3 separate regions of the Homo sapiens genome follow, and regions 1 and 2 are each linked to region 3. Evidence: read pairs that join two places in POLR2A ChIA-PET (ENCODE). Cell type or tissue: Panc1. All regions are shown on one strand. Each heading gives the region's core, and the rest is flanking DNA. Links, peaks and the distances in the headings are about the cores only. Region 1 overlaps C10orf90 (chromosome 10 open reading frame 90). Region 2 overlaps ZRANB1 (zinc finger RANBP2-type containing 1). Region 3 overlaps DHX32 (DEAH-box helicase 32 (putative)).

Evidence for each region. Peaks named below come from ENCODE experiments on the same cell type or tissue, not always from the same donor. Only the 100,000 strongest peaks of a DNase experiment are listed, where the experiment ranks them.
Region 1: POLR2A ChIA-PET joins it to region 3 with 5 read pairs; 1 of 35 experiments calls an interaction of 5 or more read pairs at or near these places.
Region 2: POLR2A ChIA-PET joins it to region 3 with 8 read pairs; 2 of 35 experiments call an interaction of 5 or more read pairs at or near these places.

The regions. Positions count from the first base shown.
Region 1 is chr10:126,593,036-126,603,431 of GRCh38, forward strand. All of the region lies in intron 2 of C10orf90 (chromosome 10 open reading frame 90), which reads right to left. Among named protein-coding and RNA genes, the nearest start is that of C10orf90, 72 kb to the right of the region's middle. In Panc1, for the core only: CTCF peaks have their summits at 5,170 and 5,383; a DNase peak (open chromatin) is centred at 5,166.
Region 2 is chr10:124,954,697-124,965,092 of GRCh38, forward strand. The region is part of intron 1 of ZRANB1 (zinc finger RANBP2-type containing 1); the gene reads left to right. Among named protein-coding and RNA genes, the nearest start is that of ZRANB1, 18 kb to the left of the region's middle. In Panc1, for the core only: no CTCF peak of the experiment used is centred there; no DNase peak of the experiment used is centred there.
Region 3 is chr10:125,863,181-125,873,576 of GRCh38, forward strand. DHX32 (DEAH-box helicase 32 (putative)) reads right to left here. Exons shown (of 11, transcript NM_018180.3): 2 at 3,810-4,003. Among named protein-coding and RNA genes, the nearest start is that of DHX32, 13 kb to the right of the region's middle. In Panc1, for the core only: CTCF peaks have their summits at 5,388 and 5,588; a DNase peak (open chromatin) is centred at 5,411; H3K27ac peaks cover 3,299 bases.

The DNA.
Region 1 (10,396 bases), core at 911-8,910, 730 kb after region 3:
ACAGATGCTGGCAAGGTTGCAGAGAAAAAGGAACACTTTTATGCTGTTGGTGACAAAGTAAATCAATTCAACCATTGTGGAAGACAATGTGGTGATTTCTCAAAGATCTAGAAGCGGAAATGCCATTTGACCCAGCAATCCTATTCCTGGATATATACCAAAAGGAATATGAATCATTCTATTATAAAGATACATGCACACATATGTTCACTGCGGCACTATCCACAATAGCAAAGACATGCATTCAATCCAAATACCCATCAGTGATAGAATGGATAAAGAAAATGTGGTGCATATACACAATAGAATACTATGCAGCCATAAAAAGAAACAAAATCATGTCCTTTGCAGGGACATGGATGGAGCTGGAAGCTGTTATTCTCAGCAAACTAACACAGGAACAGAAAACCAAATACCCCATGTTCTCACTTATTCAGTGGGAACTGAATGATGAGGACACATGAACACATGGATACATGGAGTGGGGAACAACACACATTGAGGACTGTCAAAGAGGCATGGGGGAGGGAGAACATCAGGAAGAATAGCTAATGGATGCTGGGCTTAATACCTAGGAGATGGGTTAATCTGTGCAGCAAACCACCATGGCACATGTTTATCTACGTAACAAACCTGCACATGTGCCCCAGAACTCAAAGTTGCAGGAAAAAAAATGAGGAAAAGAAAAAGAAAATTGTTTATTTCCTACCATACATTGTGTTCTCTGCTACCCTGTAGTTTTAAAAAGTTTTTGTTGTTGTTGTTGTTTCCAAACATTGTGCTTGGTGAGGAGTCAGGGGCTGAGGGTGTATCATATTTATGCTCCACAAACAGTATCCTAGGTCTTCCAGGCAGGATATCGTCTGCCATAATCCTGCATGGAGGGGCAGGAAAGACTGAAGATGGCCACATGGTAAAGGAGCCTCCACAAGGGAAAGAAAAAATGAACACCTAAAAGCAGGATCAGCCCAGGGAGGGAACTGCTCATGAAGTTCTAGAGCCACAGGAGTGAAAAAGGCCCATGTGTCCCCTGATAATCACATAGTTACCTAATTGCAGAAGACCAGGCTTGCTTTTTTTTTTTTTTTTTTAACCTAAAATGAAGTCAATCTCTATGTGCTAAAGTGAAGTGAAAACTTCCCTCTAGGCACATTCCTAAGTGATAAGAGCAAGCTGCAGGACGGTATGGCTAGAAAGATCTCATCTGCCAAGAAAACCAAAAAGGAGCAAAAATAGAGACAAATCGTGTGTCTGTGTGTGTGTCCATACATGATTGTGTGATATATATGTAAATACTCAGAGAAAGGACTAGAAGGAAATACATGAAAATGTTAGCAATAATCATCTCTGGGGAGGGAGTTTGGATTGGGAAGATGAGTGTGGACAGGGGACATCCTCCTGAGTTATGTGACTCACTTGCAGCAGTCAGCAAATGTTTCTGAATATTCACCTACACCAACCTCTGTTCTAGATGCTACATCCAGGGTGAACCAGCCCGTGAGGCAGCACCCTCCTGGTGACTGTATTCAGACAGAAGGATTGAATAAATAAATATATAAATAAGTAATTCAGGTATGAATAAATGCTGTGTACAGAACTAGAGAGTAACATGATTGGGAATGGTGCGTGGAGCTGGTGAAGTCCTCTCTGAGTAGCTGATGATGGTGAGGACGGAACTACAGCGGATTCAGAGCAAGAGCATTCCAGGCAAAGGGATCAGCCAGGGCAGAGGTCCTGAGACAGGAAGGGTTTGCTGTGTTCAAAAGACAGAAAGAGAAGGGATATGGCCAGCAAGTAGTGAACAGAGAGGAGGTGAAAAAAGAAGGGCACTAAGAGGCAGGTGTGAGACTTATTGGCATGCCCGTGGGTCTGGACTGTGTCCTCAGTGAAATGGGAAGGCCCTGGAGAGTCTTAAGGTGGAAGAGGAGAGACATGATCAGGTTCATGCTAAGAGAGACCACTCTACTTTAAAAGGTTTTTAAATAGAATTTAAGTTTTTCAAAGAAGCAAAATGTTGTACAGGAAACAGTGGCACCATAGCACTCTCCCATCTCAGAGCCAGTACTAAGGATTTCCAGAAGTCTTTAGCCTTGTTCTCAAACTCTGGATTCCAACTCTCACTGTGCAACCACTTGCACTTAACAGTTATTAGCTAGTTTGCAAGAATCCAGAGTCTTTGGAAACCCAAGCAGATCATGAGGATGTCAGGTCACATTTCAGAAAGTGGGGAAAAGAAATTCTAATTGATATCCATGAAGCTGACCTCTGCTCCACATTGACTGATAGGTTGGGCTTTTCCACTGAGATGCAGAATGTGCTTGCAGAGCCTTTGGACGACTGCCACCCCTCCTGACAAACTCATCTTTTATCTCCTCTGCAAGTGACAGCATCAGAAAAAGAGGATATAAATTATTTAGCTTTAAGTGTTACTCATTTTCAATGTTTAAAATGCTGAAAAGGCAAATTGCAAATAAGGGATTTTGTGGAATCTCCCGCAGCTCTCCACCAGAGGCTGTGTGGAGGTGGGGCAGAGGAAGGTGTGGTACTCTAGGAGGAGACCTGGCCTGCAGGTCCGGTTCTGGCATGGACTCACCTGCAAAACTACAACCTTCTCTGGGCCCCGTTCCCCCATCTTATAACTCAGAGACTAGACAGGATTCTAACATTGTTAGATGTGAAACTCTGTATTCAAATGAAACTTTATCTAAAGACCAATAAAGGCGAATATAGCAGTGGAGGAGCCCTGACTGGGATTGAGGAGCAGCTGGGGTCCACATCTCTAGCTCAGTACCCCACACCCCAATACATATCCCAGCCAGGTACCTCTTCTTGGGTGTCTGTGAGTCCTCAAGTTCAGGAGACTATGACATTTAGAAAAAAAATAAACCTCAGCCTGTACCTCACACCACACATGAAAATTAATTTGAAATGGGCCATAGACTTGAATGTTCAAGTTACAACTATAAAACTTATAGAATAAAACACAGGAGAAAATCTTTGTACCTTGGGGTAGGCACCGATTTGTCAGAATGCCAAAACTACTAACCATGAAAGAAAAAAGAAAATCAGCCTGGGCTACATAGTGAGACCCTATCTCTTATTTAAAAAAAAAAAAAAAAAAGCCAGGCATGGTAGCACACACCTGTAGTCTCAGCTACTCAGGGGGCTGAGGTTGGAGGAGCTCTTGAGCCCTGGAGGTCAAGGCTACAGTGAGCTGTGATTGCTCCACCGCACTCCAGCCTGGGTGACAGAGCAAATCCTTGTCTCAAAAAAAAGTAAAAGAAAAAATAATTGGACTTTGCCAAAATTAAAATCTTGTGCTCCTTGAAAGACACTTATTTAAAAAAAAAAAACAACAACAAACAAAAAGAAAAGCCACAGACCAGAAGCAAATATTTGCATTAAATATGTCTAGCAATAGACTTGTACCTGTTACATACGCTTCTTCACTTATGATGGGGTTACATCCTGACAAATCTATTGTAAGTTGAAAATATTCTAAGTCAAAAATGCATTTAATTCACCCAACCTAGCAAACATCAAAGCTTAGCCTAGCCTACTTTCAATGTACTCAGAACACTTACATTAGCCTACAGTTGTGCAGAGTCATCTGACACAAAGCCTATTTTATAGTAAAGTGGTGAATATCTCATGTAATTTATTGAATACTGTAGTAAAATTGAGAAACAGAATGGTTGTATGGGTACCCGAAGTATAGTTTCTATTGAATGTGTATCACTTTCACACCATTGTAAAGTTGAAAAATCACAAGTTGAACCATCATAAGTTGGGGACTGTCTGTATATAAATAACTCTTATAACTCAATATGACAACTCAATTTTGAGAAATGAGGTAAAGATTTAAATAGACACTTCATAAAGACATACAAATGACAAATAGGCACACAAAGAGATGTTCAACATCTTTAGTCATCAAGGAAATGCAAATTAAAACCACAATGAGATACCGTTAGTCACCTATTATAATGGCTTATACTAAAAATGCTGACAATATCAAGTGTTGCTGAAAATACGGAGAAATCTCAACTTTTGTATATTGCTGTTGGGAATGTGAAGTAATACAGTTCACTTTGGAATACTGTTTGGCAATTTCTTATAAAGTTAAATATATGTTTACATGTAACCCAGCAAACCCACTCCTACAGATTTCTACCCAAAAAGAAATGAAAGCATATGTCCACAAAAAGACTTGTATGAGAATGTTCATAACTGCATGATCACATTGGTGGTACATCCATGTAATGGAGAGTAGTACTCAGCAATAGAAAGGAATGAATGGATATTCCAGGCAGAGGGGACATGTGTTCATCAGCCTAGAGGCGAGATAGCACATGGTGTGCTTGAGGAGCTGCGTGATTGGGGCAGGGCAAGTGGAGAGGAGGTTGGAACCAAATGCCACAGAGCCCTGTGAATCATGCTAATGAGCCTGGATTTGTTCCAAGGGCAAGAAAAACTGATGCAGCAGATGAACTTAATCAGCTTTGCATTTTAAAAAGACAATTGGATGCTGGCAATAGAATGAACAGTAAAAGGACAAGAGTAGAAGCTGAGAGACCAAATGGGAGACCAACAAGTGATGATCATGGCTGGGGTCAGGATGGCGATGATGGATAGAACTGGGTGCATTTGGGAGAGCTTTAAGAGATCACATCAAAAAAATTTAATGAATGACTAGATTTGGAGAAATTATTCTACTCATCCCTATTAAATTTCATCTTCTTAGTTTCCACCCTTCATTTTAGATTCTGTCACTCAGGCCATAAGCAATTCCTTACAAATATGATTAGTGTCTATGTGTGTCATCTGAGCCATTGCTACAAATATGGAAACAAGATAAGATGCATTAAGGGACAAGAGACTCCCCTACCCATTTCCAGGTTGACTTGGAGCAATGCTTTTCACTCTACCAGCTATGAATATACCTAGCCCATGTTTTTCCACCCTCCCCACAAGGATATCATAAGACCTGGCCAAATGCCTCGTGGGCATCCAGATACCCTATTTCAATGGCATTCCTCTGAACTGCTGCTTTGGTAAGTATATCAGAAAAGGAAGAAGGCTAACATGACCCACCCTTCTGCAAACTGTCCTAGGGATCTCAATAGCCTTGCTTATGGTCCTTGCTCATTGCTGCCCACCAGTGGCAGAGCTGGTCCCATACACAGGATGCTGCGCACTACCCACTCCTGGCCCTTCTCCAGCAGCTGTAGGACTGGGTAACAGGTCTAGCAGGGCTAGCCTTTGGCCCTCCTAAGCAATGTGTTACAAACTCAGGTGAATAATTATGTCTGGCATGCTTCTCGTGGAAGAGAAAAAGAAACAGCAAATATCCTCTTGACATCTTTTTTTTTTAACATCCTATATGATGCCCATATGAGAATTAATATCTTTGAGCACCAAATCCACAGAAGGTAGATGTCTGGAACAAAATCTGCCTTGCCTTCCAGCTATGCCACCCCACAGGTTATGATTTAAGCATCCATAACACCAATACAGCTTCAGCTTGTGGTCTCTTCAGCTCTTACACATTTTCGGTGTCTTCCTCTATCAGATCTGTAATTAAGCTACTCTTGGAGTACACCGTTTCACTTGCAGTTGGTGTGTGAGCTGCTCTTTAGGAAGGAAGCAATCATCAACTCACGGGTAAGCTTATTCAGTGGTGGCATTTCTAAGCTGATTTAAGCAGTCTGTCAAAACTGAGGGAAATTAATGAGTTTACTAGGGAATATTCCCATCTCTGGCATTGGGGTAAGGAGGGGAAAGGAATGGATGAAAACTAGGGAGTCAGGCTGACTGTGCTTTTTTCTTTCCTTTTTTCGTCCTTCTTTCCTACCTTCCAATTAAATAATGAAGGCTTAGCTGCTTCTTGATGATCTATAATTCAGCTTTGCTCTATATTCAAAACAAATCTTCACATGTACATGTTGGCAAACTTCTCATTGCTATTTTGTTGACAATAACAGAGAAACTTGAGGATATTTCTGTTGGAGACACCAGGCTTCAGCATCAGCCCGTCTGACATTTCCCAGATCTTGGCTTTTTCAGGCAAGGTCTCCTCTGCACACCAAGTAGACCTCTCTTTGCACTACAGAGATAAGAATGCCAGGCCTCATTGGGTTCCACTCCTTTTTTTTTTTTTTTTTTTTGAGACGGAGTTTCGCTCTGTCACCCAGGCTGGAGTGCAGTGGCGGGGATCTCAGCTTACTGCAAGCTTCGCCTCCCGGGTTCACGCCATTCTCCTGCCTCAGCCTTCCGAGTAGCTGGGACTACAGGCGCCTGCCACTGCGCCCGGCTAATTTTTTGTATTTTTTTTTTCTTTTTTTTAAGTAGAGATGGGGTTTCACCGTGTTAGCCAGGATGGTCTCAATCTCCTGACCTCGTGATCCACCTGCCTCGGCCTCCCAAAGTGCTGGATTCCACTCTTAAAGACAAGGCTGGGATCAGCTCCAGGAGCCATTCAATTGATGGAAAGGCAGAGCATTAGGAAGGATCGGAAGACAGAGGCTGCATGGGGCCCCATGCATCCTCAGAGATGTGAGGGCTGATCGCCACCCTCTGGCTGCCCCTAAGCTTGGTAGAGTTTTAGGTGCTTCATTTATAGCTGCCTACACAATTAAAGGTGGATTAGAAACCTGGTAATAGGGGATTAGGGCACTAATCCCCTTCCAATTGTTAATATTAATTAAAGTGCTTTTTTCTCTTATTATTTAACAAACACTAACTACTTCATTAAAAAGAGGAAAGAGAGAATATAGTTTGGTAGGGTAATATCTGGATTACTTTTTCCATCCAGGAAAGCACTGGTGCGTTTTCACTTCCAGAGCATAAACTGTAATAAATGTGAAACACAAAAAGGAAGAAGAGAGTATCTTTTGCTTTCCACCAATTAATCAGTCAGAAAGTGTTTCAATTTTAAGATGTAAATGTCTATCTTTTCCCCCAACAATTTTCTTATTGGCCACTGTAGTCCAATTATTTCGATTAAAGCAGAGAGGGCTCAGTTAATGAGAAGCAGGTTTCCACAGTGTGTGTGTGCATGCTTGTGTGCGTGCATGCGTGTGCACGCAGGTGTGTGCATCGCATGTGTGTGCACAAGTGTGTGCGTATCGCATGTGTGTGCACACGTGTGTGTGCATCGCATGTGTGTGCAGGCAGGTGACTTTCCTTACGGTCCAGACGGCCAGCAGGAAGTCAGCTCACCGGCGTTGGCATGCGGAGTGCAGACTGCCAAAGCTGTGCAGGTTTGGCCGTCCCTGGGAGACGCTACAGAAAATCTCCAGGGCAATATTATTATCTTCTCTTGTGGCCATTGGATGAAAACAGTCACTGAGCCCTGTTGTGTGCAGAAACCTGTGCCTGCCATGTGCAGGGAGGAGATATGAGAAACAAAAGCCAGATGTGGTGAGGACCTCATGGGCGCACACATGACAACCAAAGCCAATCAAATGCAAATGAGCAAAAGCCAACTGCCTGCAGAGAGTCAGGAGACACCAAGCAGGGATGAGAAACCCCCTCACCCCAGCTTGGGAAAATCCATCTCATTAATGCTCTGAATTTAAAAGTAAACAGAAGATATCTACGTCCTCCTCTGTGCTCAAACCAGAAAATTGATACGATGTATTACAGTCCCAGCTACACATAAAAGACTGAATGTGTGTGTGTGTTTCTTAGGCGTGTGTGTGTGTGCATGTGTATGTGTGTGTGTTTCCTCAGGCATCTGTTTAAATGCAGTATCTTACCTTAATTGAGGGACACTGAGGATCCAGGAATCCCTCTTCTGGGTCTTACCCAAAAGGAGATGAAATAACCGCCTTGTAAAGGTATCCACACTCTCCAGTCCCTGGCAGTACTATTTACAGTAGCCAAGATATGGAAACAGCCCAAATGTCCATTGACAGATGAATGGATCAAGAAAATATGGCATCTGTACTGTGTATACAATGGAGTATTATTCAGCCTTTAAAAAGAAGGATATTGTGTCATTTGCTACAACACAGACAGGCTTGGAGGACATCATGCTAAGTGAAATAAAGCCCACACAGAAAGAAAAATACTGCTTATCTCACTTAGATGTGGAATTTTTTTAAAGGTCAAATGTACAGAGATAGAACAGAAAGCCCCCGGGTCACCAGGGGTAGGGGCTGAGGGTGGGGAGATGTAGGTTAAAGGATACAAACCAGCACATGTGTGGGATGAACAAGGCCAGAGATCAAATGTACAACATGAGGACTCTAGGTAATCAAATGTATTTGAAATTGTTCCTAAATAAGTAGATTGTAACTGCTCTTGCCCCCAAAAAGTAACTATGTGTATGGTAAATATGTTAATTTACTTAACTATAGAAGCCATTTTAGTATCTATGTGTCTCCCATGACATCATGTTATAAATCTCAAATATACACAATAACATTTATTTTTTTAAAAAGGTGACACAGGGACTGTGCTTTACTTACCTTCACTTTCCCCAAAGCATCTTATATGAACTTGACCTCAAACAAGCCATATTTCTAGTTTCTTGCCATTTTGGTACATTTATATACACCAATTATTTGATTGATACAGCTTTTTAAATATTTAAATAGTATAAAGTGATTTTTCTAATTATACCCTAGAATTCAGAGGCTGACTAAAGTTTCATGCTCCAAGGTTCCTACCACACAAACTCTTTCCTGGACCCAGAATAACCAGCAAGTAGCCCTCCTAAAGAATAGCGGGGACCCCGCCAAAGCCACTGAGGCCTGGATGCCGGTGGAGGGAGAGGCTTGCCTGTCATTGCCCTGGGGCGTGCCCTGCCTGTGCTTGCCCACTTGCCTCCAGGGAGCAGGAAAACCCCCTAAGACATTCTTATACGCTAACCTCGCTCTCGTTTATAGCTAGTCTCAGATCTAAATGCTGCGACTGTCCTAAAGATGAATAAACAGCATGCAAGTACCCTACGTTAGGAAAAGCAGGGGATGGTCCAACAGCCATCTTTCACGTTGCTATGTAAACGTTCGCTTCAAAGCTGGCCCCTCTTACATGAGCGCACAGTCTGTCCCTCCCAATGAGGCCCACAGATCCAGCTCCAGGAAAACTGTCCTCTCAATTGCTGGTATTTAAGGACAAGCCCTTCTGATGAATCACATCTCTAAGCGAGCTATTATACTGTAATCCTAATCACCTCTTCCTAAGCTTTGAGCTACAATAGGGTTGCTGGATGCACTGAACACCCGTCTTGACAAATAAGCAGCTATGAGTAAAATCATGATAATAGTAATGAAAGCTACTGTTTAGCCAGAAGTTTCTCTGACCTGGGCCTCTAGCTTACTTGGAATATAATATCTCATGCCTATACAGTGAGGTAGGTACTTGCTGAGATATAGCAAGGGTAAGAAACCCTCCAAGATGACCTAGGTGTGAAGGGACTTGGTATCAATCATAACAGGGTGGTTCCACTGTGGAACTCCTGACCCTGAATATTCCCTGGTGGGCACACAGCCTGGGCTCAGGAGCACACAACCCTTTAAAGGTGGGAGCAGCACCTGTTTACACTCAGAGCAGGGCCATTTTCCTGGTTTGGACAGAGCCCATAACCACACGAGTGCTTTGAATATGATCTGTAAGCTCATTTGCTCTGATAGTAGAGGCAATTTAACCCCTCAAAAAGCAAGATGGGTCTTATAAGGGATGCTGTATCATAGTGTCATTGGCAGGGTTTTGGGCTTTTTTTTTTTTTTTTGGTCTTTCTGAGCTCTGCATAAAATAATGGAGAATCTTACAATCAGTGGGTCTTGGATTCCATGAAATGTGGTCATGTCTATTCATCCTCTTGTTGAAATACATTCCAAAGGGCAGTTTTCAAAAATCAGAATATGAGTAATGCAGCACCTGCAGATTGGCAACTCGGAGAGAGGGACAGAGTTGGGGAGAAGGGAGAGAGAGAGAGAGACAGAGTGAGAGAGACAGACAGAGGGAAGCAGAGAGAAGGAGGGAGGAGAGAGGGAGTGGACAGGTGCGGTGGGGGAGGGGATGATGCCTTGCATTAGTCACATTTGGACATCAGAAGAGAGTTCCAGTCTGGAGGTGGAGCTGGAAGTCATCTGTATTAGTCCGTTCTCACGCTGCTAATAAAGACACATCTGAGATGAGGTACTTTATAGTAAGAGGTTTAATTGACTCACAACCCCTTAGGGCTGGGGAGGCCTCAGGAAACTTACAATCATGGCAGAAGGCGAAGCAAACATGTCCTTCTTCACGTGGCGGCATCAAGGAGAAGTGCTGAGCAAAAGCGGGAAAAGCCCCTTATAAAACCATCAGACCTTGTGAGAACTCACTATCACAAGAAGAGCAGCATGGGGGTAACCGCCCCCATGATTCAATTACCTCCCACCAGGTC
Region 2 (10,396 bases), core at 1,038-9,037, 910 kb before region 3:
CTTGGCCTCCCAGAGTGCTGGGATTACAGGCGTGAGTCACAGTACCTGGCCCCTTTTTACTTAATACATTGTTTTACATATGAATGGAGGCAGAACCAGTAAACAGGTCTTGCATCTTATTAATAGTTTTGAACTTTAAAACCGTCTAATTGGCCGGGCACGGTTTCTCACGCCTGTAATCCCAGCACTTTGGGAGGCCGAGGTGGGCAGATCACGAGGTCAGGAGATCGAGACCATCCTGGCTAACATGGTGAAACCCCATCTCTACTAAAAATACAAAAAATTAGCCGGGCGTGGTGGCAGGCGCCCGTAGTCCCAGCTACTCTGGAGGCCGAGGCAGGAGAATGGCGTGAACCCGGGAGGTGGAGCTTGCAGTGAGCCGAGATTGCGCCACTGCACTCCAGCCTGGGCCACGGAGACTCTGTCTCAAAAAAACAAACAAAAACGAACAACCAAAACCCACCTAATTGTCCTTTTATTAAAGACAAAACAAAAATGGTTCGAGTTAAAAATGTTACATTAAAAGGTTTTTTTTTGTTTTTTTTTTGTTTGTTTTTGAAACAGGGTCTTACTGTGTTGCGCAGGCTAGAGTGCAGTGGTATAATCTCGGCTCACTGCAACCTCCACCTCCTGGGTTCAAGTGATCCTCCTGCCTCAGCTTCCCTAGTAGCTGTGATTACAGGCATGAGCTACCATGCCTGGACACATTAAAAGCTTTTAATAGGATCCAAAATGTACACAGACTTCTGTAGCGTCTTTTGGCCTGCATCCGTAAAAGGAAAGTGAGTGCTAGAGTACTGGCAATGCTTTGTAGTCCTTGGCTAACTTTGCGTGATACTCTTAAGTGTGATGCGTGTGTAGCTATGAAGACTGTGATCATTTCACTCCACAAACGTTTGTGATTGTGGGTTTACTTCCTGTCCAAGGTAGTTCATATAGGTAATAGAGTTATTTTTAGCAACATGAAATAAGTATTATCTTCAGGTAGTTTTTGTTTTTCAAGTTTTTAAGGATTTCCTGTTTTGATCTTGGAACACTGGATATAAAATAACATTTTATGTCATGATTTTTAAGTGAATTGTGAGAATTTCCAGCAACATAAAATATTCTCATCTGTAGGGAACACACATGCCTGTGTGCACACTCACACTTTTCACCTCTTCCCTTTCTACTATTAAATGATGCTGGCCCGTTTGGTCCGGGATTTGAAAGTACTTCCTGACACCTGTGATAAAAAGAAAGCTTCCAGGAATGAATGTTTCTATTAAGGCAAATGGGCGGTGATGGCAGAAATAAAGCGCCAGTATTCTTCTTGGTTGCCTTTAGTATGTCTGAGACGTAGTTCTCGGCTTTCAGAAATGATTGATTACACAGGGTTGCCAACTAGTAATGTGCCTTTTTATGCTGAGAAAGGGACTATGTCGCGTGATTCTTGATTATGTGATAACTGACATTTGAATATGCAGCATTGATTCAGTAACGGCTTTCATTTAAAAAAGAAAGTACTATATTAAACGAACACATTGAAATATGAAATCCAGATGTATCCTTTAAATATCAAGTATAAAAGGATGTGTTTTGACTCTAGAGAATTGTTGGGATCTAAACTAACTTTAAAAAGTTGCGTTAAACTAGGCACACGGTTTAAAAAAACCCAGGCAGCACAGAAATGCAAATATAAAGAAATGCAATAGTTTCTTCTTCTCTCTACCTCCAGTCCTGCTGTGCATAGACAACCACTATTTTCCCTGTCATTCTTTTATTTTACTTTTATTTATTTTTATTTTTTTGAGACGGAGTCTTGCTCTGTCGCCCAGGCTGGAGTGCAGTGGTGCTATCTGGGCTCACTGCAATCTCTGCCTCCCAGGCTCCAGCGATTCTTGTGCCTCAGCCTCCCAAGTAGCTGGGACTATAGGCAAGCTCGCCACCACGCCCAGCTCATATTTGTGTTTTTTAGTAATGGCGGGGTTTCACCATGTTGGCTAGGCTGGTCTCGAACTCCTGACCTCAAGTGATCCACCTGCCTTGGCATCCCAAAGTGCTTGGATTACAGGCATGAACCACCATGCCTGGCCCCTGTCATTATTTTATAATGAGAAATTTCAAAACCTGTATAAAGGTTACAAGTGTAATATATTGAACACCACATGCCTTTGACCTAGATTTTCCAGTTCTTTGCTGTATTTGGTGTCTCTGTATGTCTTTCTCGTGTGTATTCTCTGAACTGTTTGAGAGTTAGCTGAAGACATCATGACACTTTACCCCTAAATATTTCAGCATGTGTTTCCTAAGAACAAGGACATTTTTTCCTACACAACCACACAGTATAATTATCCAAGAAATTTAATACTGAAAGTCTATATTTAGTTTCACCAATAGTTTCAGTAATTGCTGTTGCCCCACCTTGTTCAGTTAAGGATTATACATTGTGTGTAGTTTTGTCTCTTCAGTCTTCTCTAATCTAGAACAGCACCTGTTTTTTTTTTTTTATTTCATGATTGACATTTTTGAAGATTCCACTTTTGCAGAATGATCTTCAATTTAGATTTGTGGATTTCCTTATGATTAGATTCAGTTTAAACATTTATCTTTTTTAGAGGAGGGAGGAATACTATATAGGTGATATTATTTGAGGCAGCACCTCCGATACCTCTGAATAATGTCCTTGTATCATTGTTCCTTTTTTTTGCAATTTATTTTGAGGTAAAATATACGTAAGATAAAATTTATACCATTTTACTCATTAAGTGTATATTATTAGCATTGGGTACATTCTTATTGTTGTGTAACCATTTCTACCATTCTCTCTAGAGCTTTTTTACATCTTGGAAAACTGAAACTCTGTATCCATTAAATAGCTCCATTCCCCCTTCCTCCAGCCCCTGACAACTGTCATTCTACTTCCTGTCAATCAATTTGACTGTCGTAATAACCTCATGAATGGAATCATACAGTATCTGTCCTTTTGCTTATTTCACTTAGTATAATGTCTTTAAGGTTCATCTGTGTTGTGATCTGGGTCAGAATTTCCTTCCTTTTTTTTTTTTCGAGAGGAAGTTTCGCTCTGTTGCCCAGGCTGGAGTGCTGTGGTGCAATCTGCGCTTGCTGCACCCTCTGCCTCCCAGGTTCAAGGGATTCTCCTGCTTCAGCCTCCCAAGTAGCTGGGACTATAGGCGTGTGTGCCACCATGTGTGTCTAATTTTTGTATTTTTAATAGAGTCGGGGGTTTCACCATGTTGGCCAGGCTGGTCTCGAACTCCTGGCCTCAAGTGATCCACCTGCCTCGGCCTCCCAAAGTGTTGGGATTACAGGCGTGAGCCACTGCGCCTAGCCAGAATTTCCTTCCTTTTTGAGACTGAATAATATTTCATTGTATGTGTATACCACATTTTGTTTATCCTTTCCTCAGTTGATGAAAATATATTATTTCTTTTTCACCAAATTTAGACATTTGTACTGACTTCTTGTAACGATCTTTGATAGTTTAGTTCATTTTTGAATAATAAAGGCAGACAACTTGCGACTAGCATGTGCAACGTAGCGGGACCTCTTCTCTATTAAAAATAAAAAACTTAGCTGGGTGTGGTGGCAGGGTGCCTGTAGTCCCAGGTATGTGAGGCTGAGGTGGGAGGATTGCTTGAGGCAAGAGTTTGATGCTGCAGGGAGCTATGATCAGTCATTGCATTCTAGTCTAAGCGACAGAGCAAGGCTCCATCTCAAAGAAAAGCAGACTATATGCATTGTAGACTATTTCAGAGATAAGAAAAGCTATGAAAAAATAAAAATAGTTTGTAATCTCACTGCCTAGAGGAAGTCTGTCAGATTTTTTGTGTATTTTCAGTCTTTTTTTTTGCATTTATTTACTTTTACATAGTTGAGATTATATTGTATATCCTTTTTCATTGAACTTTATATTTTGAATCAACATGTTACCTTTTAAAAATGAATGTGTAATATGACATTGAATTGCTGCACCTTAAATTAACCTGTTCTTTATTAGCAACAGTTTGGGAGTCCCTGTGGAGCTGTCTTTGCTGATGTTTGTTGTTAAGAATGGCATGCTGTCTCATTTTATTAATCATTTGTATTTTTTTCTGTGAGTTGTTGATTCATGTCTTTTGTTCACTTTCGTTCACTTTCTTTGGTGATTTTATCAAGTTACATGAAATCTATATGAAAAATACACATCTCCAGTCCCAGTCTGGGCAACATAAAATCATTTTTGGCCTCGGCCTCCCCAAATTGCTGGGATTACAGCGGCGAGCCTTGGCACCTGGCCTCAGTTACTTTGAAAAATTGTCTTAGCTTTTACCTTTTCTTTGTTCATTCATTCATGCATTCAGGTACTCCCTGAGTGTGCTCCCAAGCACTTTGAAAGAAGTCATGTCTCTCAAAGAGTTTATAGGGCAAATAGAATTTAGCAAGCCAGGATAGCTCAGCAGAGGAAGTACAGGGTCCTAGAAGGAGCATAGAACCTAATCTCATTAGGAGATTTGGAGAGGACTTTTGGTGACATCTAAGCTGAAACTTGAAAGAGAAGAAGGAATAGTGTTTCTATTAGTGAGAATTTTATGTGTTAAAAATCCAGGGTGGAGAGACCAAGGCATGTCAAATAACCCGAGAGAAGTCAGTTGGTTGGAGTGTAGAATGAGGACTGTGAGAGAGAACCTGTAGGGAATATTGGGACTATTTAACCTGGTTAAATAGGTTAATTCCTTAACCTGGTTAAGGAATTTAGCTGTTAACCTGAGGGCAGTGGTAAACTTTTTTTTTTTTTCCCCCTGAGATGAGATCTCACTTTGTCACCCAGGCTGGGTGGAGTGCAGTGACATGATCACGGCTCACTGCAGCCTCAACCTTCTTGGGCTCAAGGGATCCTCTCACCTCAGTCTCCCAAGTAGCTGGGACTACAGGTGCATGCCAGCACGCCTGGCTTATTCTTTAAATTTTTTGTGGAGATTGGGTTTCTCCCAGGCTGGTCTTGAACTGCTGAGCTCAAGCAGTCTGCCCTCCTTGGGCTTCCAAAGTGCTCAGATTACAGGTGTGAGCCACTGCGCCCAGCCTAGTGGTCAACTTTTGAAAAGGGAATGCCGTAATTAAATTTGTAGTTTAAGAAGACCACACTCACCCTAGTGTAGAGGGAGCAACACTTGAGATGGCAGACCAGTAGAGTAAATGATAGCAACTTAGGTATAGCCAGGTATAGCTGGGGTAGAGTCAGTGGAGATGGGGAAAGGGAGATTTATTTGAAAAAGACTGAAGTAGAATTGGCAAAACTTGGAAGAATTGATACTGGGCTGAGATGAGGAGGAGTTTAGAAAGCCAGATTTTTGGTTTGGACATCTGGGTTGGCTAACAGTATCATTTTTCCTGGACATAGGAGAGGGAAAGTTTAGGTTTTTTAAGAGGTTTTGTGGTGAGGATGCCTGATGGATTATTGGATACATGGGGTCTGAAACTTTTGGGGATGGATGCTTGTGGGGCTGTGAGTGTCTACAGAAGCCATGAACTTTCTTTTTCAGTGGCAAATTATAGGAGCTTTCTTGTTTAGTGTTTCTAATTGGAGACCTTAGTAAGATTGACTGGGTTACTTTTGAACATTTCTTCCAATTTGATGATTTTCTGTCTTAATTCTGTCTACTTTTGTCTAGAAGAATTAAATGTATATAATATGAACAGTATAAAGTTATAATAAATTATGAAAGTTTTTCCTTTTATCCTTTCTTCCTTGCCCCTGCTTCGTTTTTTAAACAGAGACAGGGTCTCACTCTGTTACCCAGGTTGGAGTGCAATGGCGTGATCATAGCTCATTGCAGCCTCGAATTCCTGGGCTCAGGTGATCCTCACAAGTAGCTGGGACTACAGGCATGCGTCACTATGCCTGACTAATTTTAAAAAATTTTTGTAAAGATGAGATCTTACCATCTTGCCCAGGCTGGTCTTGAAATCCTGGGCTCTAAGCGATTCTCCTGCCTTGGCCTCCCAAAGTGCTGAGATTATAGGTGTGAACCACTGCACCCAGCCTCCCATTTCCACTTTTAAAATGTTCATTTACCCTCTAGTAAAAAAAAGGTGGGCTAGACTATTCAGTTTCTCTCGGCCTACCTGAGATATAGTGTAATTATAAAAATCTAAAATTTAGTTTCAAATTCAGCCAGGGTAACTTGGCAGTGTGGCAATTGAAATTTTTATTTTGAAGTCAGAAAAACCTTTGGATGTGATTTCAGTGGTGAATGTGGTTTTGGCATACACTATTTTATGAGTTTCAAAATCTACTTTTGGAACCTAAGAGTTTTTGTTTTGTTTTTTGTTTTTTTTTTTTAGACAGAGTTTCGCTCTTTGTTGTCCAGGCTGGAGTGCAGTGGCGCAATCTCGGCTCACTGCAACCTCCGCCACCTGGGTTCAAGCGATTCTCCTGCCTCAGCCTCCCGAGTAGCTGAGATGACAGGCGCACGCCCCCACGCCCGGCTAATTTTTTTTTGTATTTTGAGTAGAGACAGGGTTTCACCATGTTGGCCAGACTGGTCTTGAACTCCTGACCTCAGGTGTTCCACCCACCTCGGCCTCCCAAAGTGCTAGGATTACAGGCGTGAGCCACTGAGCCCAGCTGGAACCTAAGATTTTTAAGAACCGTAATTTCCTTTCAGTTGAATATTTTCAGTAATGTTTTAAGTGACTCATGATGTGAACTCATGTTCATCTGTTTCAGCCCTGTTAACATTTGTCCCCATCTCTGATCACTTGTCCCAAAGATAACTTTGTGGCATGTTTCCTTTAAGTCCTGCCATGTTGCTTTCAGCAGCAATTCTTCCTGCTTGGCAGGATCTTCTTTCTTACGAAGTTATCTGTTAGGTTAGGTATTTTTTCATGACTTTGGGGACTTATATTTTCACAAGAGTGGGTTGTTAACACTCTGATCAAAGATGTAAGGAGAAAAGAGCTCAGTAGTATAGACTATATTTGACATAGTTTGTCACAACTTACAGATAATTTAGAAAGCTTTAATTAGTGACTATTTGACTTCCTTCTCTCATTGAATCTTTTATTTTTCTAAAGAGGATGTTTTAGTAATGGACAGTGAGATTGTTGAATAGAAGCTAGTCTTGATATGTTATAGATTAAATTTAAGAATTTGTTTATAATTTTGATTTTCATCTGATTTTTTGAATAGGCTGTTGTTTTGTAGCACTGTTACTAGGAATAGAAATAGTGGATCTTAACTTGTTGCTATTATTATGTGGAAAATACAACCAGGAGGTGTTTTGGCCTGCTCAAATTATTTCTGAGATTGTTCCTGTGCTTTTGCCTACTTGAAGGTACACTTTAAAAAATATTGAAGTCATTTTATTTAAAAAACAGCTCATTAGTTTTGAAAGAGTTTGCTGTGAATATCTCCAGGTTCAGGATTAAACTATAGCCAAATGCTTATGATATAAAAAAGTATTACTGGGTGGTATAGTTTCCTTTTAATATGAAAACCGGTTAAATGAGTTAAACTCTGGCTAGAGGAAAACCACATCTGCATCTTTCTCTGACCATGGTAAAGGACATTCTGAACATTACCACTTAAAACTAACTTTTCTCTTTAAGGGTTCCTGAAATTGTGCCAGCCGACTCCAGGTCCACCCTGACCCCACAGCATAAACCATGCTGTGATGTCACAGCTACCATAGAACTCCAGGGTAGTGTTGGGCTGGCCCATGTGGGCTCAGGTAAGTCCTGGCTTTTTTTTTACCATTTGGCATTCTTTTCAAAGTTAATAACCATTATAATTTTATGTCATAAAGGAAAATAAGGCAAAACTTTGAAAACTGTGCCATATATGGGGGAAAAAATAAGTCTGTTTTCTAAATATCTATGAGCCAGCTCTAAATTCTAACCAGTGGAGTTCCATAGTAGCTGTGAAGTCCCCAGTGAGTCATTGACCTGTGGCTTCAAAATACGTAAACTGTACTCCTGGCCCAGCTTACGGAATAATATATGTTTGCTTTTTATTTTTTTTAACGGTTTAGCTAGTAATATATAATATAGTGGCTTTCATTCTTAGGCCTTCATGTTTTAAGAAGTGTATTAACACTTTATCTGTAATTATGTTTCACTATTAGGCTAATTGTGCATTTCATTCAATTTTGAATGTATGGTGATACTACAGATTAGTTTTATAAAATTAATCGTCCCAGAGTGGCTTCAGCTGTCCTTTTATTTGTCTTCATGAAGGAGAAAGGGACAGAAGGCATAATACACGTTTGTTAAATTTTCAAAAAAAGTACTAAGAGAAAGATGCTTTGGCTGGGCGTGGTGGCTCACGCCTGTAATCCCAGCACTTTGGGAGGCCGAGGTGGGTGGATCACCTGAGGTCAGGAGTTCGAGATCAACCTGATCAATATGGTGAAACCCCGTCTCTACTAAAAATACAAAAATTAGCTAGGTGTGGTGGTGTGCGCCAGTAGTCCCAGCTGCTCAGGAGGCTGAGACAGGAGAATTGCTTGAACTCGGAAGGTGGAGGTTGCAGTGAGCTAAGATCGCGTCACTGCATTCCAGCCTGGGTGACAGAGCAAGACTCTGTCTCAAAAAAAAAAAAAAAAAAAAAAAATGCTTCAGTTACTCTTGGAGGCATTGTGAGATGTCAGTAACCTAGAAAACATGTATATGTTGATTATCTTCTCTTGGAACTTTTCATTTTTTCCTGGCCTTTCTCCCATAAAGTGAGATTTTAACACTTGCATTTATTTGTCTTTCCCTGTCTACCAACTCTTCTACCTTATTCTTACGTTCTTTTTATCCCCTGACATTAAAAGGTGCTCAAAGTGTAATTATGTGAAGAACTCAGATATTGTAAGGTTTTTTTTTTTTGTTTGTTTTTTTTTTTTTTTTTTTTTTTGGGCATGTATTATGATGCTTTTTCCCTGCACTTCACTTTAAGTAGAAAACATGCGGTGGCTAAAACTTTAAATTATATGCGTATGGGCCAAATCCTGTTGAACCAACCACGTCTACAACAAAAACGTGTCTATGAAGTAATGTCTAAACTTTCAGAAGTTCTCTTTGAGCAGTGTGCAATAAAGACGTAGCAAAAATTGGGACAGTTCAGTGACATTTTCATGAAATTTGATTTGTAATTTACTAATCTTTGTAGCTGAAAATGTGCAATTCTTAATGAAAAGAATGAAATTACGTATTCCCCAAACACTAGATAATAAAATAATTTTCTTTTAGATATTATTTTTTACCTATATTTAAGTGATGTGTGTTTTTCATGCTCTGGGAAGTTTGGAGAATTTCGTGCTGTCAAAAACTGAGAATAGTCTGTTCTCCTCATCTTCTGTATGTCTGCCATGCTGGGGAATGGGCAGTATGCCCGTTTGTAGTTTAATGCAGAGCATGGAGTAGGAGGGACTAATTAAGTGTTTTTGATAATTTTGTATTAGGTCAAATAGAAATCCTAGTTGTGTTTGTGTATATCGGCTTTATTGAGACATAATTTCACATACCATGCATTTCAACATTGTAAGTTCTGGTTATATTTTTAAAAAGCACTTAATGAAAGCAGAATTGGTGATATTATTGTACATTATAGTTCCAAAGTACAGTCTGCTGATTTTGTTGTGCTATGTAGTCTGCACCCCACCCCCCAGTGCTCATTAACTTCTAATTACAGAAATCTCTCAGAGACATTAGAGAGGAAATCTTAAGAATTTCTAAGATGAGATTCTTCTAGACTTCAGCTATATGGTGAGTTAGCTAAAAACAATAAAGCGATTTGAAGATCTCCCCTTCTTCCAAGCAAAAGAAGGAAGTTATTTGGTGCTTAGCTTTAGATTACCTCATCTCTGTCTTTGAGAAATAAGAAATAAACATGAACACATATAGTACAAAACACCTACATACATGCATACACGTATATACACATAAATTGTACAGATCTTCCTCTTTGCTTTTTCAGCTAAATTGATCAGACTCTTGGGTTGTTTTTGGAAGTGTTTGGAACATTTTTTATGTAATACGAAAAAATTTGTAAGTAGATAATATTTTTAGATTAGAACTAAAGACTATAAAAGGTGCCTTGATGCTATGTATACCTGAGAATAGTCAAGGGCTTTGATAGGTCTGAAGGGAAAGGTCGTTGCCTTCATACAGAAATGCTATGAAGTGAAAGGAGATGGTGTGGGCATGGTCAGTCCTAAATAAAATAAAACTGCATTGAATTATCTTAAAAGTTATGGGCCCTACCAGACTATACTTAATTGTTCATTAAATAATTTAAGCAGAAGTTTCAGAGTTCTTTCTGTATTTGAACATAATAATTGGAAACAGAAAACTCTTCGATCATAGAGTTGTTTTTAGTTCAAGTAGCACTTTCTGGTCTATTTGAAAGGCTTGCCCCTTTGGGAAGATT
Region 3 (10,396 bases), core at 1,275-9,274:
CTATGAGTCACTTCTATGAGATATCTTGATATGTAGTTCCTAAAGACTATTTTAGGTATATAATATTCAGGTATTCACTGTTTCAAAAAAGGCCAGAGAAAAGCTTAAAGAAGAACAAAGTTGTTACATATAGCATCCAAAAAATAGTAGTAGGCTTAAAGACAGTTTACTAATTGCCTATGATGTGTTTGATAGATACTAAGGGGCTACCAAAAAAATGAAAAAGACAGTATCAAATATAGACTACTGCCTTCTATAATCAATGATCAATTTTTTTTTTTTTTTGAGATGGAGTCTCACTCTGTTGCCCAGTCTGGAGTGCAGTGGCATGATCTCGGCTCACTGCAAGCTCTGCCTCCTGGGTTCACGCCATTCTCCTGCCTCAGCCTCCTGAGCAGCTGGGACTATAGGCACCTGCCACCACTCCCAGCTAATTTTTTTTGTATTTTTAGTAGAGACGGGGTTTCACCATGTTAGCCAGGATGGTCCCGATCTCCTGACCTTGGGATCTGCCCGCCTTGGCTTCCCAAAGTGCTGGGATTACAGGCGTGAGCCACCGTGCCCGGCCAATCAATGATCAATGTTAAATCCTCTGATTTAAATAGCTATTCAATCTGAGCTTATTCAAAATTATGGCTAGCATACCTCTTCAGGAAAATCAATCTTGTTCTAATCATAATTATAAAAATATAATTATAAACATAGCTACCACATACATACACCATGCATCAGTTACATAAATTTAATAGTCCTCACAACAACCCTCAGAGCAAGTATATTAATCGTCCACATTTTTCAGATGAGGCAACTTAAAGGTCAAAGAGGTTAGGTGACTTCTATAAGGTTACAAGTGAGTAAGTGGTGGAGACACCCTTTGACAGCCATGTTGCCTCCTCTCCAGAGCATGGAATACCAGGAAGAAAACAGGTGTTGCTTTATTTTATCATAGGGGTCTTTTCAATAGCTCTGGCCTCTTTCCTGTGACTCAAACACTGTTTACCACAATGCATCAGAGTATCTTCTGACTCTGCGCTGGTTCTGGGGGCATGTCACAGTGGAAAAGAAAGTACAATGTTCAGAAGCAAGAGTAACTGTGAAGTGAAGATATGAAAGCAATGAAGAATAAGGCAGCCCAGCAAGGGCAGAAAGAAACAACCTGCAAAACCTGTCAAAGCAGGAAGCTACTCTCCACCTGTCTCCATGGGTGCCTTTGTACCTCAGCCCACCACACCTGAAGCAACTGTCCCTGTTAAGAAAGGAATGCCATACACAGATTGAAACTAATACATACTTTAATATATAGTATTTCCTTTGGGTGTCAGAATTGAATGCTTGGGTTTTTACCATAAAACAATCCTAAGCCTAACATGTGATAGATGTTTAAAAGGTGAGGCGTGTCTAACAGTATTATTAGATTTCCCCACCATTATTTGTCTTTGTGGCTTTCCATATTAAGAAGTATCTTAGGCTGGGTGCGGTAGCTCACGCCTGTAATACCAGCACTTTCAAAGGCCGAGGCCAGCAAACTGCCTCAGCTAAGGAGTTTGAGACCAGCCCAGGCAACATGGCGAAACCCCGTCTCTACTAAAAATACAAAAAGTTAGCCAAGTGTGATGGTGCATGCCTGTAGTCCCAGCTACTTAGGAGGCTGAGGCACGATAATCGCTTGAACCCGGAAGATGGAGGTTGAAGTGAGCTGAGATCGTGCCACTTCACTCCAGCCTGGGAGACAGAGTGGGACTCTGTCTCAAAAAAAAAAAAAAAAAAAAAAAAAAAAAAAAAAAAAAGAAAGAAAAAGAAATATCTGATTCCATATCATGACAAAGCTCTTATAATATCTCATTTTAAAAATGACTACATTAAAGAATCCTTTTAAAGGGTTTTCAAAGTCTAGATGGTATTAAAGATATAATATTAACTTCAGAACCTAGTCAGAGCCATCATTTAATTAAAAACATAATTCAAAGGGCTACTTTAAAATGTCAAACCAACCAACCAACCACAAATCTGCTTAGGGATCCTTCACCCTTTCAGGGTCCTATGTCTTGTCCTGTCCAGCTCTTTAACTAGTTTGTGAGCTCCTAAGAACCAGAGAGGTTTTTATGTTTCTTTTGTACCACTCACGTACAATTTACACAATCAGCAATTTATAAATACATAGTAATTTAATGACTCAGGGACATAATTGTTATAATAACAGAAGGTAATATATCTTCAAGAAGTTCAAGTCAGAGTGCTGATGGTCTAAAGACTTTCCCCTATGATTTGACACTAGCCTGAAGACTGTCTTCTACTTTTGAAGATAAACGTTTGAGGGAAAGTAGCTTAGTACAAACCGAATGAGCCCCATGGGCTTTCTTTTTTTCTGGGACAGGGTCTCACTCTGTCACCCAGGCAGGAGTGCAGTGGCGCGATCACAGCTCACTGCAGCCTCGATTTCCTGGACTCAAGTGATCTTTCCGCTTCAGCCTCCTGAGTAGCTGGGACTATAGGCATGCACCATCACGCTCACTAATTTTTGTATTTTTTGTAGAGATGAGATCTCACTGTGTTGCCTAGTCTGGTCTCAAACTCCAGAGCTCAAGCAATCCTCCTGCCTCGCCCTCCCAAAGTGCTGGGATTATGGGCATTAGCCACTGTGCCCAGCCCCATGGGTTTTCTGAATGGAGATAAGAACCGCACCAGAGTGCAGTGCTAGCTGGGACAGGGCAAAATCCCTTCCACTATCCAGTTTACCGAACATCCTCCTGGGGATGAGCACATGAGACACTAGGGATATGAGCACGTGAAAAACCATCCCTGCCCTGTTACAGAAAAGCAGAGCTTCCCCAATGCTGTGCGTGGCACACTGTATGCCACACAAATGGGTTAGAGAGGTGCAGAAATACTGACCCCGAGATACTTAGCTACTTGGCTCTTGGAGTGGTCGGGCAGTGCCCGGGGCAGCTGAAGCCCGTGGGATGGTCAACTCTGGCTCCAGGCAGCTGTGACCATTTCCTTGCGGTACTGTATGGATACTATCACTTTCTATGATGGCTGTAATATAAAGGTGCTTGAGAAGCACTAGCCCAGAGCAGTGATTTTTCCAGTTTCTTTTTCCTTTTTTTTCTTCTTTCAAGCTCTTGGAAATCCTTCTTCAAAGGAAATCTCATAATGAAGCTAAGCACAGAAGAGATACCACAACTTGCGGTAGCCACAGAGAAGTCTCCTTGGAACATAGAAGACTCTGCAAAGCACAGTTTGAGAAACACTGTCGAAGCTGCTATGATGCAGGCTGACACCAAGTTTTCCAGAAGCCCCACAGAGGGTTTTCTAATGTGTATTACTGGAGGGGCAGGGAAGCCTTCCTGGAGTAGGTGGCTGCTACACTGCATACTGAGTGACTAGGAGGAACTAGCCGGGCCCGGACATGCTGAGCACAGGGAGGGGCAGGTGTACAGGCACAGGGTGTGGAAAGCACAGGGCACACAGTGTGCTCCAGGTGTCCATGTGGCTTGCACACAGGCAATGATGTGGACCCTGCATGAGGCATAGCTCCAGAAGCACACGCTTGAAGGTTCTGAGGGGCCAAGCAAGTTGTTAACTTTTTCCAGGGGATAATGGGAGTCATGGGATACATTTAGACAAGGAATCCCAGATGATGCCAGTGTGGGAAAGCAACTGTTGCTGGCTGGCTGATGACAGAGACCAGTTGCTACTGCACAGCATAGATGCTTAACAGGTAGAATGCCAGAATAATGCTCCTTCAGAATTGTAGAACCTAAGCCAAGAATCATCAGCAGGGAGCGGACTGAACCCCACAAACCAACCTCAGGATTGTTTCGTTGGTACAGCAGTTCTCGAAAGGGATCACGTAGCCAACCTCATGACCAATGTTAACATCCATTTCATCCGCCACCCGCAGGGCGAGCTGGACCACAGTCTGCTTGTGGACCTGTGTGCATATCACGCCCCCGTGCTGGTAGTGGATGGAAAGACAATATTCAGCACACCACTGAGGAACCTGTAGCAGGAAAAAATGAGACAGGATCAGCTTCTGCTGAAAACAAAACAAGAGACATCTCTGTCTTACAGCAGGGTTCATCTTATAAGTGATTTTCTTTCATCAGTAAATCAGCAGTGGGCTGTATTACATCTTACTTAGTGAAACTCTGAACAATATGGATTATGCACAGAGTTACTGCTAGGAAATAAAGTTAAGAAGAAACAGGAGTTAACAGGGACTGTGAAAGTTTGACTGCCAGACAAAAAAAGGCAGATAAAAATCAAGGACAGGCCGGGTGTGGTGGCTCACGCCTGTAATCCCAGCACTTTGGGAGGCCGAGGTGGGCGGATCACGAAGTCAGGAGATCGAGACCATCCTGGCTAACATGGTGAAACCCCGTCTCTACTTAAAATACAAAAAATTAGCTAGGCGTGGTGGCGGGCGCCTGTAGTCTCAGCTACTTGGGAGGCTGAGGCAGGAGAATGGCGTGAACCCGGGAGGCGGAGCTTGCAGTGAGCAGAGATTGTGCCACTGCACGCCAGCCTGGGCGACAGAGCAAGACTCCGTCTCAAAAAAAAAAAAAAAAAAATCAAGGACAAAAATGAAAAAAAAAATACTTTCAACCTCAACTGTGTTTCTGAAAAGACTAATGTATTTAGAGATTATTTTCTTTTTGATTAGAAGGCCCATCAAAAATATGGCTTCTGTTATCAGCTATTGTGTTTTAAGCAATGTAAATTATAGATAGCATTTAGATAAAAACTAGTGACTCAAAATTAAAGCATTTATATTTAAATCCAAATGATGATAACAAATATCCAGATAAGCCTACTTAACATTTCTCTGATAATAAAAGCTAAAATATCCTGGTAATTTACAATCTAAATATAATTAAATAAATAAACCCATCTAAATAAACCCAGTGAGATAATCAACCAACCCATCTGGATTTGGAGTCAGTTCTAAGCAAAGCTACTCTAGAGCCATTTTATTTTAAAAATCCTTTTTTTTCTAAAATATATTATGGACCAACTGATGTTTATCACATTCATTTGTACAAGAATTATTATAGTAGAATGTACTGAATTCATTTGTATGCTACAATCTTAAGGCATTGTCAGTAAATTATGCATTGTTACATGCATTTTAAAAATAAATTATTCCAAGAGTGTTTTTAATTGATCTAAGGAATTTAAACGTTGTAAAATTTCTAATTATCTTGAGGTCTGCTATTTATGAGATTCATTATGAAATTCTTAGATCTGAATTCTCACTGTAATTTGAAAAATAAACATAACTCACCAGAAATACAAGTAACTCCAAAATGAATGACTGCTGTAGACTGTAAATTCCTAAGGACTGAAAGGCAAATGCACTTCCTGCACTTTCAGATAGGTGTCAGCCTTGTCAACAGGTTGCAAGTTATCAGTAATTATTTACTCAACGCTTACTTTGTTCTATGAAAGATGAAATTTTAAGATACTGCGCTCAGGAAACGTGGAATCAAGGCAAGATCCAGGAATAACAAGCCACCTAAGGGATTGGCTTGCCATTAATTTGTTCCATGTAAACCACAAATTTTCTAAGCTTTAGTTAATTCTTACCTGTAAAATGAATAGACTGAATGAATGAGAATTATCCTTCAAGTTTGAACTCTGGTGTCGTTTTCTCCACAAGGCTTGCTGTGATCCCCTAGGTATCTAGATCCACGGTGTGCTTCCCACCGTGGCAGCCATCACCTTCCTGAGGTTGCTGTTTGTTCCTAGTTCCCCACTACCTAACGGCCCCTCAAATGAGCTCTAAAAGCAGAGACCTATCCGTGTTGGTCACCAAATTATCCTAGTACTCAGTAATTATTCATTGAATGAATAATTTCTTATACTGTCTAGAAATAATTTAAAATTCTGTGATTCTACATAGTTTAAGATTCTACATCGTTTAAGAATTTACATAAAATTTTGCCTCCTTTATTCCTTAGCAAGTAATTTTTTATTCTTGCCAAATTCTTACTTTTAAATGGATTGCCTTCATGTCAGGGTCCACTATCTAGGGTCCCTAGCCAAGACCTCAAACATCATTCATGTGAAAAGCTATATTAAAACTACTTGTTTTTAAAAAATTTTCTTTAGGCCAGGCATGGTGGCTCATGCCTGTAATCCTAGCAATTTGGGAGGCCAAGGCAGGTGGATCACCTGAGGTCAGGAGTTCAAAACCAGCCTGGTCAACATGGGGAAACCCTGTCTCTACTGAAAATACAAAAATTAGCTGGGTGTGGTGGCGTACGCCTATAGTCCCAGCTACTCAGGAGGCTGAGGCAGGAGAATCGCTTAAACCTGGCAGGCAGAGGTTGCAGTGAGCTGAGCTGGCACCACTGTACTCCAGCCTGGGCGACAGAGTGAGACTCTGTCTCAAAAAAAAAAAAAAAATTTCTTTAGTAGAGACAGGGTCTCGCTCTGTTGCCCAGGCTGGTCTCAATTGCCTGGGCTCAAGTGATCCTTTTGCCTCAGCTTCCCAAAGTGTTGGGATTACAGATGTGAGCCCCTGTGCCCAGCCAAAACCCTTGTTTGAATATGATTCTCTGTCTCTCCACTATGTGGGAAGATCCTTAAGCTACACGTGTGGTTTGCATTTGTTCCCAATACCGAACAGAGGATCTGACATATGGTAGGGATAAGAGTTGAGTGGAAAGATGGATAAGGACATCATAATAATTGAAAAGAAGAGAGAGAAAGGCTTGGGCTTAGTGCTAAGCATGGGAGAGAGGTAATAAAACCACGGGAAAATTACTGCAAAGGAAGAATAAGCAGTGCCCACTAACAGACTAATTATGCATAGGAAGAAGACAAATATTCTATGATTTCTAACTTAAAATACTAATTATATAATTGACAAGAACAGGAAATTGGAAAGTAAAATAAAATAAATGAATGAAGCTAAAGAGCAGCATAAAGTTCTTTTGGGGGGAATCAGGAGTTAGGAGGGTAGGAAGATGACCTTCAGGATAGTCAGGAAGATGGTCAATGTTATCAGAAGAACATCCAGGCATAACCATCCTGGGATCAACGGAAAAGCAAGGCAGGAGGCTAAGGGAGAGGTCAGAGCTAGAGATAGGCATGGTAGTTGCAGAATTTCAGTACTGAAAGAAATCTCTGGAAGACATGAAGGCCAACACCCTCATTTGATGCATGAGGAAAGAAACTTAGAGGCGTGACTTGTCCAAGGTCATACTGCCAGTAAACAGCATGACCAGAACCAATCCATATCTTCTAGTTTCTTGGCGAGTATAATTGCCACTACATCACAGTTGCTTCTAAGCATCTTTATAGAAAGGTGGCAACTGAAGCCATGAAATTCTCAGGCAATCAGCATTTTAAATTACTCTTTCTAGGCTGGGTGCGGTGGCTCACATCTGTAATCTCAGCACTTTGGGAGGCCAAGGCGGGTGGATTATTTGAGAGGTCAGGAGTTTGAGGCTAACCTGGCCAACGTGACGAAACCCCATCTCTATTAAAAATACAAAAATTAGCCAGGCGTGGTGGTGGGTGCCTGTAATCCCAGCTACTCGGGAGGCTGAGGCAGGAAAATCACTTGAACCCGGGAGGCGCAGGTTGCAGTGAGCTGAGATCACACCACTGCACTCCAGCCTGGGCAACAGAGCGAGACTCTGTCTCAAAAAAATAAAAAATAAAAATAAATAAATAAACTACTCTTTCTAGCCTAATGGCAACATCAGGGGGACAGTACTATGATGACAGTGGGCACTGCTTTACATAGCTAGAATCGTTGCTGAAATAATACTATCCAGTTTTATTAAAACATTTGGACACGTTCAGCCTGGTTATTCATATAAGGTCCAGGACAGCTGCTTTCGAACTCTAAAATTCGACAAGATTCCAATGATCATGAGCCATGTTCTCAAGCTTCTGATTTGGGCCTTTTTTAAAAACTGCATTTAATTTATTTCTCTTTGCTCATGAAACACATTCTGCAAGATTAGTTTATTACAGTGTGTTGATAATAGTATAAACATTATACATTCCTGGAAGTACAACAAATATACCAATCCAACAGTCTTCATTTTCCTTTTCTGCCTTCCTCTACATTAGAGCAAACTATTTCACCTATGAGGCAAAGACATTAATTCAGAAATGGGAAAAGGCCATCTAAATATCAGTTACAATAACCAGTAGAAGACTGAACATATCCATATCGTGCTTAATGTAGGAATGTTTGCTTACGTGCCCAAGTTAATAGTTGAGCAGAAGTCACAACAAATTATACTGCACGTACTCAACTGTGGCTCTGACCACATAGGATGCAGCTCCCCTTCCAGTAACAGCTACTTGGAGATAGTTAACAGTAAGCAATGCAAACACAAACTGAAAAGGTTATCTCCAGCCAGAAAAGAGGGAAACATGAAACCATCTGCCTTATTTGTTAGAGTTCTCCAGTTTTACATGCCTTCTGAATCACTCTGGGCAAGCTAAGTAACATACTGAGGGTTGATTCCTTAGCAAACTTGAATTACTGGCTAAAAAATGTTATCATTTGGCAAATGTCGATAATTTGAGTATTTCACATTTCAAGGGATACTGAGATTGCAGCTTTACAAAGAACTCTTGCCTTCTCTGCATTTATAGTAAATATTGTATCTCTTGTTGGTATTGACCTTTCTTCCCCTAGTTCTGCTTCTTTTCTTTTTTTTTTTTTTTTTGAGATGGAGTCTCACTCTTGTTGCCCAGGCTGGAGTGCAATGGCAGGATCTTGGCTCACTGCAACCTCCGCCTCCCGGGTTCAAGCAATTCTCCTGCCTCAGCGTCCCAAGTAGCTGGGATTACAGGCACGCACCAGCACACCTGGCTAATTTTGTATTTTTAGTAGAGACGAGGTTTCTCCATGCTGGTCAGGCTGGTCTCCAATTCCCAACCTCAGGTGATCCGCCCGCCTCGGCCTCCCAAAGTGCTGGGATTACAGGTGTGAGCCACAACACCTGGCCTAACTTTTCTGGGTACTACTTAGCAACTTTTTCATTGTCCCAGTTGCATCTTTGTCTTCTCACCAATGACTTACAAGCCTGTTAGAGGTTTTGTTTCTACCCCATAGTTCCTCTTTGGAAGATATTCCCCCCTAGTATTAAAAAACATTATTCTGGATGGACTAGTTGCCAAGTTGGCACTATGGGAATTAGAAAAGCTTAAATAGTTGTACCTTTCTATGAATCATTTGGCTTTAACTTTTTTCAGAGAAACATTGAATTCTGGGTCACTTTGTGACTGAGTACTTAGCAAAAGTTGCACAATATGGTGAAGAAACAGAAAATTGCTCCTCTAACACATAAAAAAAGCTATTTTCATGTGATTTATCCTGGGAGTTTGGTGATGTGCAACCCTTGGATTTACGCATTTGGTCTGGAAATGCTCCCTAACTAGAAATCAATACTTCACATCTCTTTATTCTGAACTCACCAAATACTTTTTTCATGTTTCTCAATCCATTTTCTAAATTCAGTTTTCTGTACTTCTGATGTGCCATTTGCATAAAGCCAGAGCAGTGGGGCCTGCCCTATGCTCTGTCCCAAAGCCCAGCTGGAACTGACTCTGGGGCATGCAAGGTAAGCAATCGAGGCATGAGAATGTGCATCCCTGGCCTCTTACCGCCTACCTGAAAGGAAATCACCAACACTCTGGCCAATCTGCTGCTATGAGAGTAGGTAAGAGGAGTCCTCCGGGTAATCAAAATCTAATCTAAATCAAGGCTTTATCAACCTAAGTTAGCAACTGCAGTTCTACAACTTGTACAAATTCAGACAGTGAGGCAAAGATGCTCCATTCCCAACTCCGGGCAGCACACAGAGGTTGGGCTGCTGGGTAGTGGGAGAGCTGGGGCCTGGGGTCTTTAGGGTGGGCTGCAGGGAGATCTCCTATAAGAATCTGCAACCAGATCCAGATCAGAATCAAGGGAGCAGCAGCGGCATCACGTATCCGTGTATGGTCTCATCACTGCCACTGTGGCAAGAGGACCTCCACATGAGCTACACTGGTGTAGAACTTTCTGTCCTTTCCATCTACTGCCAGTGATTGTTTCACCTCATCTAATGGATAATAAAGTTAGTTAACTATAATTTAATATAGTTAAATGAGAATAAATGAAGTGAGAAAAAAAGGACCTCCATGAGACACAATGCTATTACTGTTCTGTTAGACACATACTAGTCCCAAAGGCCTCTAATCCCTCACTTTTGATCATCAGGACGTCCATCAGGGCCTGAGTCCTCTTCTGCTTTCTTCTCTTAATGTCTCTAGGACCACCAATCCTGAAGCTACTGCCAAGGTCCCAATCACTCCCTTTAATTTCAGTACCAGAAAAACAGAATCTACAAGTTTAAAGGAATCTAAAGAACCACCAATTCAC